Linked DNA regions of Homo sapiens: region 1 is linked to region 2. A link is a contact called in ENCODE POLR2A ChIA-PET data. All regions are on one chromosome and are shown on one strand. The core of a region is the stretch at or near the end of the contact, and the rest is flanking DNA. Distances in the headings are between cores, read along the strand shown.

What was found. ChIA-PET counts read pairs that join two places held with the same protein, here RNA polymerase II (POLR2A).
Region 1: POLR2A ChIA-PET joins it to region 2 with 10 read pairs in MCF 10A. The contact joins the enhancer-like site here to the promoter of PSMG4 in region 2. POLR2A ChIA-PET finds 5 or more read pairs at or near these places in 3 of 52 experiments (MCF 10A, activated CD4-positive, alpha-beta T cell and endothelial cell of umbilical vein).

The regions. Positions count from the first base shown.
Region 1 is chr6:3,470,527-3,478,011 of GRCh38, reverse strand. No RefSeq gene overlaps it. Among named protein-coding and RNA genes, the nearest start is that of SLC22A23, 17 kb to the right of the region's middle. RefSeq lists an enhancer at 4,583-4,877 and a cis regulatory region at 4,488-4,968. Within about 2 kb of position 4,696, at least 3 of the 41 ENCODE cell types and tissues checked have a DNase peak (open chromatin) inside an H3K27ac peak, as active enhancers do.
Region 2 is chr6:3,256,999-3,263,673 of GRCh38, reverse strand. PSMG4 (proteasome assembly chaperone 4) reads right to left here and starts at 4,727. Exons shown (of 3, transcript NM_001128591.2): 1 at 4,478-4,727. The coding sequence starts at 4,651. RefSeq lists an enhancer at 4,018-4,147 and silencers at 4,268-4,367, 4,418-4,537, 4,658-4,907.

The sequences.
Region 1 (7,485 bases), core at 3,447-5,946, 210 kb before region 2:
TACCAGATCAGAGGGAAGGCAGCCCAGCAGAGGGCAGGTGTTTGGGCACCTGGGAGTGAGTCCACTCACTTTCATCAGGAATCCCTGAGAAATTCCAAGGGAGTTAGCCAGTCCTCCAACCTCCCAGTGAGTGGGTACCAGTCAAAGTGGGCAATGCACTTAAAACCAGAAGACGATTAAGAAGTAAAGAGGACCGCATCAAGACTTGCCTCTATTTCTAACTGGAAGAATTTGCCAGCCCTTTAGGGCAGGGGTCTGACCCCTGGTTCCAGTCTGTGGTCTGTTAGGAACCAGGCCACACAGCAGGAGGTGGGCGGAGGGTGAGTGAGCATTACCACCTGAGCTCCGCCTCCTGTGAAATCAGTGGGGGCATTAGATTCTCACAGGAGCACAAACCCTGTCGTGAACTGTGCGTGCAAGGGATCCAGGTTGCATGCTCCTTATGAGAATCTAACGCCTGATGATCTGAGATGGAACAGTTTAATCCTGAAACCACCATCACCTCCCGCCCCCCGAGCCCCGTTCCATCAATGGGAAAATTGTCTACCGCAAAACTGGTCCACGGTGCTACAGAGGCAGCAGAAGCAGCTTCGTGTGGCCTATACCTAGGTTTTAATGCACTTAGGAATGACCTGGGGCTTGTGAAAATGTGGATTCTGATTCTGTAAGTCTGGGCGGGGGCCTGAGAATGTTCTTAATAGTTAAGAAAATTGTTAAGAAAACTGCAGTCAAGTTCACCCACAGTATTGTATTAATTCTTCTCCACTGATGCTTACTGTTTACAAAATCCTGAGTTACAGAGTGCATCTTTATCATTTCTTAAATAAGATAAAAGAAGCATAAGCCACAACAGAAAAAGATTGATAAGTTTGACAAAATGAAAATGTAATATTTTTATATAACAAAAGACAACAGAAACAAAGTTAAAGCCAGTATCAAGGACAAAAGGAGCCACAGATTGGAGGAATATATTTGTAATGCATGAAACTGATAGGGAATGAGTATTCCGGATACACAAAAATCCCTGCAAATCATTGTTTTTGAGAATGAACAATTAAAAATGACTTACATATTCACCAATAAGTAAACGAATGCATACATTTTAATAAATTCATAGAAATAATGCAGAAATAGATGTTCAAAATGAATACACTAGATCTCCAAATATCAACTGAGACAAGTCTTGAAAACATGGAACTGAGTGAAGTGTAAGCTGTAGAAAACTGTATGAAGTATTATTTGTATAAAATAGAAAACATTACTAAATGTTGATTATGTACACCTATGCATGGGTAGAGGAGATACACACCAGTATCAGAATGGGGGTTCTGCTGCAGAACAGGTGGGGCTGGGAGGAGGGAGGAGTAGAAAGGAATTTCCACCACAGTGTCAGAAATCATGGAGCAGGCTGGGTGCAGTGGCTCACGCCTGTAATCCCAGAACTTTGGGAGGCCAAGACAGGCAGATCGCTTGAGCCCAGTAGTTTGAGACCGGCCTAGGCAACATGATGAAACCCTGTCTCTACAAACAATACAAAAAATTAGCTGGGCATGGGCACATGCCTGTAGTCCCAGCTATTTGGGAGGCTGAGGTAGAAGGATCACCTGAGCCCAGGAAGTTGAGGCTGCAGTGAGCCGTGATCGTGCCGCTGCATTCCAGTCTGGTTAAAAAAGCAAGACTCAAAAAAGAAAACAGAAAAGAAATCATGCGGCAGATGTGGTTAGAAACCCACATTTGTCAAATCTGTATAGCAATTATTATTCTCTGAACTTTTCTGCATGTTCAAAATATTTCAGAGAGAGATTCTTTCAGGCATCTGGAACAAGGTGACCTGAGCCCCTTTCTGAGTCCTCCTGAGCTGCTTGCAGGTCCCTAAATGGCCTGGTAGGACTCCTTCCCTCCCCTCACTACTCAAAGTGAGGTTTGCCAACAGCCGCATCACCTAGCAGCATCTTGGAAATAAATGCACATTCTCAGGCCCCCGCCCAGACTTTCAGAATCTGCATTTTCACAAGCCCCGGGTCATTCCTATGTATATTAAAACCTAGGTAGGCTACACAAAACTGCTCCTGCTGCCTCTGTCCCTTCTGTCCACTGCCCATATTGTTACCTAGATAACTCCAAAGCCTCTACCTGGATGGAGTTTAAGGATTGCATGTTCTAAGACTGCTGTGAACCCCTATCTAGAGCAGGAGTTATCTGTGTATGCTGGACACTTTATTTTATCAAGATCTGAAACACTGTTATCAGCTGCTAACCAGACAGTGAATTCCATATTAGTCCCATTAACCTTTGGGGGGTTGTCCATCATCTTATAGTACACAGCACATGGCATGAGTTCAGTGAATCTTTTAAGAATAAATGAAGAATCCACATTTTTAAGACACTGGTAAGGCCATCATCCATACTAAAAATGTTCACTCAGGGAATGGAATGTTCTGATTCTGGAACACTTTAATACGTGGAATTAATTTCTTATTATCTTTTAAAGTTCTAAATCTAAAATAGATTAAATTTATTTAAAAATTATTGGCATTTTAAAAAACTGTGCATGTTTAACATTTTGTAGCAAAGTAGTATTTTTTATAGCACATCTTAATAAATTGATGTAAAAAATGTCTCCACTTCAGGAACTCTTAGTCTTTCAAGGACTCTTGGCCCCATTTGAAAGCCTAATGGCAGATAGAGACCTTTTCCCCAGACAAATGCACATAATCAGCAATACATAATTTCAGTTTTCACAAACCCCAGGCAAAGAGTATCTGCCCTAAATTCAACAAGGCTGTAGATGACCCCCTTATCTCACATCGTTCCAGAGTTTTCTACTGTGTCATGTGAATGAAGATGTGTCACAGAGAATCCCACCATATGACACCTTTCATAGCCACTCTTCATTCCTCTCGCTGTGAAAACAATCCCCCAAATTATGAGCAACTTAAAAAACTCTTATGAGCATTAACTAATAAAGTGGTGCTCAAAAGTGTTTCCTTGGCTGGGTGCAGTGGCTCACACCTGTAATCCCAGCACTTTGGGAGGCTGAGGCAGGTGGATCACGAGGTCAGGAGATCGAGACCATCCTGGCTAATACAGTGAAACCCTGTCTCTACTAAAAATAAAAAAAATTAGCCGGGCGTGGTAGCACGTGCCCGTAGTCACAGCTACTTGGGAGGCTGAGGCAGGAGAATCGCTTGAACCCAGGAGGCGGAGGTTGCAGTGAGCCAAGATCATGCCACTGCACTCCAGCCTGGGTGACAGAGTGAGACTCTGTCTCAAGAAAAAAGAAAAAAGTGTTTCCTTTTGAACGTGCCCCCCGGGTTTCCACCTGTGGATGTAGAAGACGGGAAGTCTAGAATCCATACTGCTGCTCAGAGGCCATCACACAGGGTACATGGGCCTGAGTGAGTGACCGCACTGCCCTCGTTAACTGGACTAAATAGTATTTTATCACATTTTGTTGTCGTTTTGTTGCTTTTTTTTTTTTTCTTGAGACAGTTTCATTCTTGTTGCCCAGGCTGGAGTACAGTGGCACAATCTCGGCTCACTGCAACCTCTGCCTCCCCAGCTCAAGTGATTCTCCTGCCTCAGCCTCCCCAGTAGCTGGGATTACAGGCGCATGCCACCATGCCTGTCTAATTTTTGTATTTTTAGTAGAGACGGGGTTTCTCCATGTTGGCCAAGCTGGTCTCGAACTCCTGACCTCAGGTGATCCACCCGTCTGAGCCTCCCAAAGTGTTGGAATTACAGGTGGGAGCCACTGCACCCGGCTCTTGTTGCTTTTCTTAAGAGACATTTAAAAATGCCTTGGTAGCAGGTAGAAAAGCAGCAGAAATATTTTATTCTATTTACAGGCACCATCAAACTACCACATGGTTTTAAATATAAACAACTACCAATAAACAAGTAACACCCACAGAAATCCAGAGCCAGGAGGAGACATCTGCATTAGGCTCTGGTGCTGAAAGAAGCCTCCATCACCAGGTCAAGTTTATTTGCCAAAAAGAGAAAAAATAAATAAGTCCACCACCCAATCCCTTCTGGAGCAGCCATCCTTTCCCCTCCCCCTCCACATTCAGTCACTGGAACTGGAAGTCACTTTCATGCCAAATAATAATGACGGCCAGGTGTGGTGGCTCATGCCTGTAATCCCAGCACTTGGGAGGCAGAGGCAGGCGGATCACGCGATCAGGAGATCGAGACCATCCTGGCTAACACAGTGAAACCCTGTCTCTGCTAAAAATACAAAAAATTAGCCGGGTGTGGTGGCACGTGCCTGTAGTCCCAGCTACTCGGGAGGCTGAGGCAGGAGAATCACCTGAACCCAGGAGGCGGAGGTTGCAGTGAGCCGAGATAGCACCACTGCACTCCAGCCTGGGTGACAGAGCAAGACTCTGTCTCAATAATAATAATAATAATAATAATAATAATAATAATAATAATAACGATACTAATTCATTATTAGTGTCATTTAACAAATAATGAATTTGCACCATTTTTAACTTTGCAAAGCTCTTTCACTTTTGTTAGTGTAGCATTTTAATTATGTTACCAGAAAGGAAAGAGTGAGCTGGAAGCTGGGCCGCCTTCCTTCACTCAGCCCCACAGCCCATCCCAAACCGCTCCAAACACAGCTCCTGCAGAGCACCCGCAGAAACCACCCACGTGTGTGTGTGTGTGTGTGTGTGTGTGTGTGTGTGTGTCTGAATTCATGCTGAGTCATGGGAGCCAGTGTTGTGCATTGTCTGGTTGGTGAGGAGCTCTCAGATGTTTGTGAAATGATCCCTGGGGGACATGAGTAAGCTCTTCCTAGACTCTGAGTGCTGAGGTCAGAGATTGATAGAAAAAGAATTAGAAATTTTGAAAAAGGCGTAGAAATTCCAAGCAGGGCAGAATTCCTAAGAGAGACTATTCTTTTTAAAATTACTGACTCTCTTTTGAGGACTCATATCATTAAGGATCTGGAGATAAAGAGAAACTTTGGATGAGTAATACTTTTATTTTGAATTTTAAATATTGCACTGATGTTTTTAAAATAAAGCAACCTCATCCAGATAATAGAAGTGCAAGATGAGCTTCCCATAGTGGAACTTGCTTCCACCAGTGGCTGGTTAACTACATTAATTGGTTAACTAACAGGGCAGCCAATTTGGTCCTTGATGGGATAGCTAGTTTCTCCTTGCTTCTTTCATTCACCATTTATTGAATGCTAACCCTTCATTCGCACCATTTACTAGGTGCTAAATGTGAAGGAAACACAGTTGGACCTTCCCAGAGCTTAATGTTTCATGGAAGAACTCAGAGAAAACCCATTTTAATAGATTTAAGCCATCTGTTTCCAGAGAGATGAAGCTGGGAAATGACCGTGTAACCCATCATCTGTGCAAGACAGGAAAATACCCTATTGTCAGCCATTTCATTACTGGTGAAACGAAGGTGTTCTACACAGATTCGGTTTGCAGGGAGGCAGCATGGAGAATGTACTGGCTGGGAACCAGAAGAATTGAGCTCTAGGACCGTATCACCCTCGAATAAACTCTTTTTCTTTTCTTTTTTTTTTTTTTGAGATGGAGTTTCACTCTTATTGCCCAGGCCAGAGTGCAATGGCACAACCTCAGCTCACCACAACCTCCGCCTCCTGGGTTCAAGTGATTCTCCTGCCTCAGCCTCTCACGTAGCTGGGATTACAGGCATGTGCCACCATGCCCAGCTAATTTTGTATTTTTAGTAGAGATGGGGTTTCTCCATGTTGATTAGGCTGGTCTCAAACTCCCAACCTCAGGGATCCACCCACCTTGGCCTCCCAAAATGCTGGGATTACAGGTGTGAGCCACCGGGCCCGGCCGCCTCTAATAAACTCTTAAATTTAGGTCAAAGGATTCCACTTTCCTAGGCCTGTTTCCTCTCCTAGAAATGGGGGGGTTCAGTAGATGGCTAGAGGCTCCATTTAGCTTCATTATTTGCTATCACTCAAAAACCTCACAGTCCTGAGAAAGGCAGCCATGATTAATTCCTCGTTGTCTTGGAAGAGAACTAGTTGTGGTGCACTAGCCAACACATAAGCAAGCTCAGCCCTTAGCCAGCGGCTGCCTTCCCTCTTCTACTGTGACTAACCACCACTGGACCTTAAGGCAGTTGTTGGAACCAGTAAAAAGAATGTTCCTCTCCTGGCCATAAGTACAAGTGGTTATTTGCAAAGCTACATAATGGCGTTAATTAGTGAGAGTTCACACTTGGGCTTAATGTAAACAGACTCTCCTAGTAACAGACAACTTCAAACAGTGAGGCTGAATTCCAGTGTAGACACTACCTAAGCAAGTGAAGAATCAATTTTGAGGGGAAAATTAGAGACTTTGGGATGGAGTCCAGAAACCATGGGGTGGGGTTCGGTCATCGGAGGAAGGAGAGGGGCCACCTGAATGATTTTCCCTGAGCAGCTGATAAGCATATTAATCTGGGCAACTGAAGATCCCTATCAAACTATTGATACAGCTGTGTTTGGCTCCAAGTGTGCTGAATCTGTGCCAGCTCTTCACAACCTGTGATCTAATGAGCTGAGGACAGGAACTGGGACCTGGCCCTTGCGTGCTCCTTTGAAGGAAGAAGGGAAGGAATCAAAAGTGGAGAAAAGAGGGCTGGGCGTGGTGGCTCATGCCTGTAATCCCAGCACTTTGGGAAGCAGAGGTAGGCGGATCACCTGAGGTCAGGAGTTAGAGACCAGCCTGGCCAACATGGAGAAACCCGGTCTCTACTAAAAATACAAAAATTAGCCGGGCATGGTGGTACGCGTCTGTAATCCCAGCTACTCGGGAGGCTGAGGCAGGAGAATCGCTTGAACCTGGGAGGCAGAGGTTGCCGTGAGCCGAGACCATGCCACTGCACTCCAGCCTGGGCGACAGAGTGAGACTCTGCCTCAAAAAAAAAAGAAAAAGAAAAAGAAAGAAAGAAAAGCGAGCCTACAGGAAGGGGACACCATTTCGACTTTGTTTTCTGGTTCTTTTACCTTACCCGTCTTCGAAAGCTAGGCCTATGAGACTAGCTACAAATATAAAACGTACCTTTACGGAGAGGACATATGGGCAAGGAATGATTTAAATTCTTAGCCAATTCCTCTTGGGGTTTAGACACATTGTCACTCTCGTTAAATGGAAATGTGAAGGATAAATTCTTAGCCAACATCAAAAGGAGTGGCGTTTGAAAGTAGCGATAGAGAAGAAAGCGGGCTCTCTCGCAGTCAGAGGCCTAATCTCACCCCACCTCCACACTGCACCCACCCGGATGAGGGTTCCTTCCTGGAAGCTTTCATGTGTCTCAGAAGAAAATAATTACCATCAGAGCCACTCGAAGAACAACAAAAGAAATCCTTCCTTCTTATTTTATAGTCACGGGTTATTTTAAACCCCAAATGGTATTTCTCAGTTTAATCGCTAAACTTGGTTTCAATTGACTTTTACTCAGTTTTCTTAAAGTCGAGAGCATAAAAAATTTCTC
Region 2 (6,675 bases), core at 3,478-5,977:
AGCAAAGGGCACACTGCAGCTTCTCCACCCCCCGCAGGCCAGCCACACTTCTGGCTTCCGGGCTTCTGATTCTTCACGACGATGGCAGTGGCAGGTTCAGAGAGGACAGGCACAGGTGCCGAGGGAAAGAGGGGTGGCGTCCGTCAACAACCAAGTAGGTGGACCCCATGTCGCATATGAGGTCAGCGGAGTTGGGAAAGATGAAGCTGGAACCACAGTGCTACTAAGTTCTAGGACCAGTTTCACACGAAAGGCTCGTTTTAGTGTCTCAAACTCCAAAGCATGCTGAAGGGCAACACCACAACCAAAAGGGAAGCAAACAAGATCATTAAGGCTACAGCAAGAAGAAAGTGACTCACAGTCGGGGCACCTGTGCACTGGTGCCTCGTGCCCCACAGCAGCTGGCTCAGAGGCAGGATGCCTAATCTCCTCATCTCAGCCTGTGAGGGAGCATGCTGCTCCAGCCCCTGTGGGCTCCTCAGGGTCAGCGAGTGCCTTGTGACTTTGATACAAAGGGCACCAGCCACCAGCATCTAAATAGGGAAAATAACTTCTGAACATGCTTGGCCAACCTCATTTCAGACAAGAAGCAGTAAGGTGAAACAAGCAGTACAAATGATTCTCAGATCAACAAATGGGCCCTCCGGCGATGTGGGAGTAACTGCTCCCAACTACTTTGGGAGTAATCTCTCACCATTAACAATGTCTAGCTAGTCCCAGAATCCCAGCACTTTGGGAGCCTGTGGAGGGAGGACTGCTTGAGACCAGGAGTTTGAGACCAGCCTGGACAATGAAGTAAGATCTGTCTCTACATTTTTATTAAAAATAATAATAAAAAAATAAAGTAAGAAGGTCTAGCTTCCAAAGGGGGAAAAAAAAAACACTTATTGGTAATATGGCCAAAATTGCTTTTATCAAAATAGCAGATTTCTAGGAGAAGCAGCCTGGCTACAGAGGTCTGAGAATCTTGGAAAGTGGCAAGGTTTTTAGAGGTACAGAGACTTTGGGGTTTGGTTCCCCTGCCACCCCAACTGTCCTGGTGGGGACAAGTTAACTGAACAAACAGCTACTGTGTGCCAGACAGTATGGCAGGGCAGAGACCACAGGCGCTGCTCATCTCCTAAAGGTTCAAAGCCACTTCCACAAAAGACAATAAAAGGCAGGAGATCAAAAAACACAGGAGAAGAATGAAAGCATTTACTGTATGCTTCTTCACTAAAAACGATACAAAAATATCTTAATGAGCCTGCTGTTTACAGATTCCTCAAGTTCAACATTTAGCTGCATGGTAATAGTATGTACAGTTAAACCTTCTAGAAAAAAGAAAATCTACCTTACCCAGGGTGGCCTTTTTCTACCAAAAGTTAAATGTAAAGCCCCATCGTGTCACCCTTAATAGTTCATTACTTCCGACATCACACTAGGACTGTGGTCTCCCAGCAGATGCCCAGGGAGTTCTGCTGCAGCTGAAGCACCACCTTCCACTCCTAGAGGCCGGGCGGGGGGTCCAAGAATCCCTGAGCAGGCACGGGCCCAGGTCCCAGGCCAGCTTCCCTCAAGCTGGTAGGACTCAGTGTCACTAGTCCTGCAGCCTCTCTGGGCACCAAAAATCCCTGCTCAACCCAAGGTCAGCCAGCTCCGGGTTGCATGGTGTCTGTTCTCTACAGTCTCACATGTGGGAGTTTAGGGAAGCTGGAGGGAAGAGACCTCACAGACCGTCTGGTGCCATTCTCCACGTGTGGGCTGGCAAAATTCCTGAGAGGGACCAGATAGTAACTAGTTCAGGCTTTATGGATTACAAAGTCTCTATTACAACTGCTCAGCCCTGCCACCAAGGTACAAGAGCTCCACAGAGTCTACCTGCATGGACGGTAGATGGAGGGCTGGCCCACGGGTCACAGGTGGACAGTAGATGGAGGGCCGCCCCACGGGTCACAGGAACCTTGGGCTTCCTGCCTTAAGCTAATGCCTACACCTCTTTTCCCCAGCTGGCTCGGCTCTCTGCCCCTGGAGAGAACACCCAGGCACACTGCGGCCAGTGAGAGGGACTGGACTTCTGACAAGTCAGGTAACTCAATCAATCCCCTGTTCCTTTTCCTGCCTGGCTTTGCTGGAGGGGCACTTTCCAGATGAGAAAATATACCTCACTGGGAGCTGTGACCACCATGGGGTCGGGTGACCAAAACCACCCACAGGAGGAGCCTACTTCTTCCAAACTTACCAGCCCAAACCAGCACTGCACAAAGTGGCACAAGGCAGCGACACCAGATCTGACCAGTGCCCAAAGCCCTGCCCACTATGCCTTGGGATAAAGAGAGAATGCGAGGTGGCACAGAGCACACAGCCCCACCCATCACCCCTGGTCCCCCAGGCCTCTTCCGCTGCCGCCTGCTCAAAGGTCCACTGCCAGGACCCTCCAGGAAAGAAAAAAAGAAAAAAGGAAAAGGAAAAGAAAAGCAAGAAAGGAATCCAGATGCCATCTCCTTCCCAAGGCCTTCCCAGGTGCCGCTGTGCACAGCTAAGAGGCTCACCCATGACTTCCTGCCCCCAGCACCCTCAGTCATCACTGCCTCACTGGCTTCAGAAGGGTCTCGCTGAGGGGGCCTCACTCATTCATTCCACAGGGACTTAGAGAGCGGTGCATCAGGAGCTAGAGAAACAGACGCTCACCCTGGGCAAGCAGACAAACCTCACCGTGAAACACTCAACGGCTGAGAGAGGGAGCTAATGCGGCTGGGAGGCCAGCACTGCCCAGCTCGAGGACAGGCAGGAGCTCTAAGAGGTAACAGAGCCCGAAGGTCACTGGAGTCTTCGAGTGCTCCGAGTTCACCTCGTGAAAGGTTTTGAGCAGAGAAATGAAAATATCCAACTTCAGTCTTAAAACTATCATTCTGTTGCCCTGGTTACAAGGCAGTGTTGTGGCCTGAATTGTGTCTCCCCAAAAAATATGTTGAAGTCCTAACCTCTGGGTACCTATGAATGTGACCTTGTTTGTAAACAGGGTCTCTGCAGATGTAAATAAGATGTAATTTAGACCAGGCGCGGCGGCTAACGCCTATAATCCCGGCACTTTAGGATAAAGATTAGCATAAAGATTCTTTACTTCCAAAGGGACTTGCTTGCCTTTGGGAGGCCGAGGCAGGCGGATCACGAGGTCAGAATTTCGAGATCAGCCTGGCCAACATAATGAAACCTCAGCTCTACTGAAACTACAAAAATTAGCCCGGCGTGATGGCTCACACCTGTAATCCCAGCTACTCAGGAGGGTGAGGCAGAACTGCTTGAACCTGGGAGGCGGAGGTTGCAGTAAGCCAAGATCACGCCATTGCACTCCAGCCTGGGCGACAGAGCAAGACTTTGCTTCAAAAAAAAAAAAAAAAAATATATATATATATACAATTTAAGACAAGGTTATACTGGAGTAGGATGGGCCCTTAATCCAACATTACTGATGTCCTTATGAGAAGAGTCGGGCTCACTGAGGAAGGAGGATCATCACTTGAGGCCAGGAGTTCAAGAACAGCCTGGGCAAAATAGTGAGACCCCCATCTCTACAAAAAAACACAATTAGCCAGGTATGGTGGCACATGTCTGTAGTCCTAGCTACTCGGGAGGCTGAGGAAGGAGGATCACTTAAGCCCAGGAGTTTGAGGTGACAGTGAGCTATAATAATGACACTGTACCCCAGCCTGGGTGACAGTGAGAGACCTTGTCTACAGATCTTTGAGAATAAACCTCTGTTGTTTTAAGCCACGCGGTCTGTGGCACTTTCTTACAGCTGCCTCAGGAAACCAGGAGAAACCAGGCGGCGACACGCAAAGCCGGAAAGGCGGGAGAGGAGGGGAAATGATAATGTCCCAGGCTTGGCCCAGCGCGGCAGGGTGAAGGTGAGGGCGGCTTGGGTTTTGTCTGCTTTGACTGGCGGCAGTGCCTAGGGACTCAGCACGTGGAGTGTGAAGAAAGAGGAATCAAAGACAACTGCGAGGCTCTGAACGCACAGCCAGGAAGATGGAGCTGCCATCACAGCGCCAGTCAGGCGGAGGAGGGAGCAGGTTTGGAGAAGAGAGCCTGATGTGTGCCTAGTGCGAAATGCCTGAGACATCCAGTGGAGACGCAAGAGTCCCCAAAAAATTATCAGTGTGCTCAAAATCCAGATGGCAGGAGAGCTACGAGGCAGACGCGTCCCCCAGCGAGCGTGTGGCGAGGACAGACCCAAGACATTCTGACCTACAGAGACCAGTGCGGGACGCAGCTGCGGGGCGGCGGGACAAGGAGAGGGGCCCGGGGCCCGCGCGCAGCTCCCGAGGTGGTGCAGGCCCTGGCGCCCGCGGGCTTCCTAAGACATCCCACGGGTGGGCTTCGGGGGAGTAGGGCGCCCTGTGGACCCAAGAGAAGCCTGGGGGGCTGCAGCTCGCGCAGGCCCGGCGCCCCCGCGCCCCCGCCCCGCCGCCCGCACCCTCGGCCGCCAGGCACTCACGTAGCGGCTGCACATGGCCACGGCGAGGTTGCGCAGGTGCGGCGTGGCCCCCACCCACAGGAACAGCGAGTCCGTCAGCCGCATGACGTGGAAGTGGACCAGCTGCTCCCACAGCCTCGCGCTGAAGTTGTGCAGGGAGACGTCCCCGCCGGCGGCGACAACCAGCCCCTCCATGCCGCCCCACGGCTCCCGGCCCACAGCGCCAGACCCGGGTCCTCGCCGCTGCCAGCCCCGCCAGACCCGATGGAGCGAGCACCGAGAGACCGAGCGCGCTTTCGCTTTCGGCCCCGGAAGGGCGGGGGTGAGGGGCGTGGTCGGGGAGGGGCGATCCCGGGCTTGGGTTGGGGGCGTGGTCGAGGCGGGGCGGCTGCCGGCCCTGGGCGGAGTAGCTGTCCCTGGTTGTCTTGCTGGCCTCTCCCGCACACCAGTACCTCTCTGGACGGGCTGGGGAAACCCACTTGAGTAGCAGAGTGCGACAGTGACCTCTAGGAGTCCACGGGCGCCCAGCAGAACTCACCCTCGCTTTGTTTCCCCCCACCCCCTAATTATTACTGACGCGGGGCATTCAAGGGCTGAAGCCAGCCGCACCGTCCTCCCAGGCCGTGACACTTCGCCCTACAGACATTAATTTAATTAAAAATTTAAAAAGACTGATTTTTAATTAGTTCTTCAAGCACTCTGAGAACGGCCACCTCCCGTCCCACCTCCTCCTCCTAGCAGCCCTTTAACTCCAAGGAGGCTTCGACGGCACCCAGCCCTAATTAAGAATGGCAACGGTATTGGGAGAAAGCCTTTAGAAAGGAAAATTGTGTCAACTAAGTTGGCAGGAGGATGGGCAGGCACCCTTTTGGACGCCGAGTCCCAAGCTGCAGTCATGTACATGGCCTCGGGCTACCCCCTTAACCTCTCTGAGACTCAGTTTCCTCATCTGCAAAATGCAAATAAGAACAGGTGCCTTTCGGAGACGTGGAAAGGATCTCAAGAGAGATTAATGGGAAGCACCAACAATCATCCAATCATCCCATTGTCATACCTATGGGGAGACCCCTTGAACACTTCAGGACATTACAGAGTTGAGAAAAGGAAGCCTTGATGGGTTAAGAGAGAAGGTGGTAAAAGAAAACAGCCCATTTTGTCAGATTCTGTTACAACTGACTTTAGAGATTTAACTTGGAACTATAAAAGGTCTGCTTTAAAAATCTCTAATAGATCTAAGTTGACTAAATTGAAATTTAAGAGGGCATTTTCCATAGTTCTATTTGCTAATTATCGATGATTCAATAATACAGTTAATTTTCAGGTCAATATTTTAACAGCTTTATTAAAATGTGATTAACATACAATAACTGCACATATATAGTGTACAAATTGAAGTCTTGACACGTTATAGCCAGTGAAATCATCATCACAATCCACAAAGTGAACGCGTCCAGTACTCCCTCCTGCCCTCAGTAATGACTCCTGCCCCCAACCACTGATCTGCTTCCTGCCACACAGATTAGTCTGCATTTTCCAGAGTTTTGTATCAGTGGAATCACACAGTATGTACTGTTTTTTGTCCAGCTTCTTTCCTTCATCATAATTATCTTGGGTTCATCTGCTTGTGTGTCAATGGCTTGTGTCTTTGTATTACTAAGCAGTGTTCCATTGTATGGCTACACCATAATTGTTTTATCCCTTTACTTTGTGATTTGAGGCCCTTCAATCAGCTAGGAGGACCCAAAGATTAAGGAAACAAAGTTACCGACCGGTGGAGAGTTCAAGGCCTGGCTGGCATGGCAAATTTCTCAATCTGGATTGTAATGATGGTTTCACTGGTTATACATGTCTCAAAACCTCAATGCTCCTCTCTCTCTCCAGCTTTGCTGTCACTGCTCGGGAAACACACAGGCAGAGGGTCACAGCCAGTCATGCCCAACATCAGCGGCCCTGGAACACTGCCCTGCAGTCCCTAGACAGCGTCCTCTCTCACTCCCCTTGACTATGCTCCCCAAACCCTGAGCTGACCCAAACCCAAGTTCAGCAGATGCCCTTGCTTCTGATGTTATGCAGAAAATAGAGGTGACAAAGCCAGATTTTCCCAGCTCCTTGTCCCTCTCCTAAAATGCTTATCTTCATTGGACCCTATCTTTCCTTCTGCTCACTCTGTGACAGTGAAAGATAAAGATGTCCCTCCTTGTACAGAAGGTCAATCCATC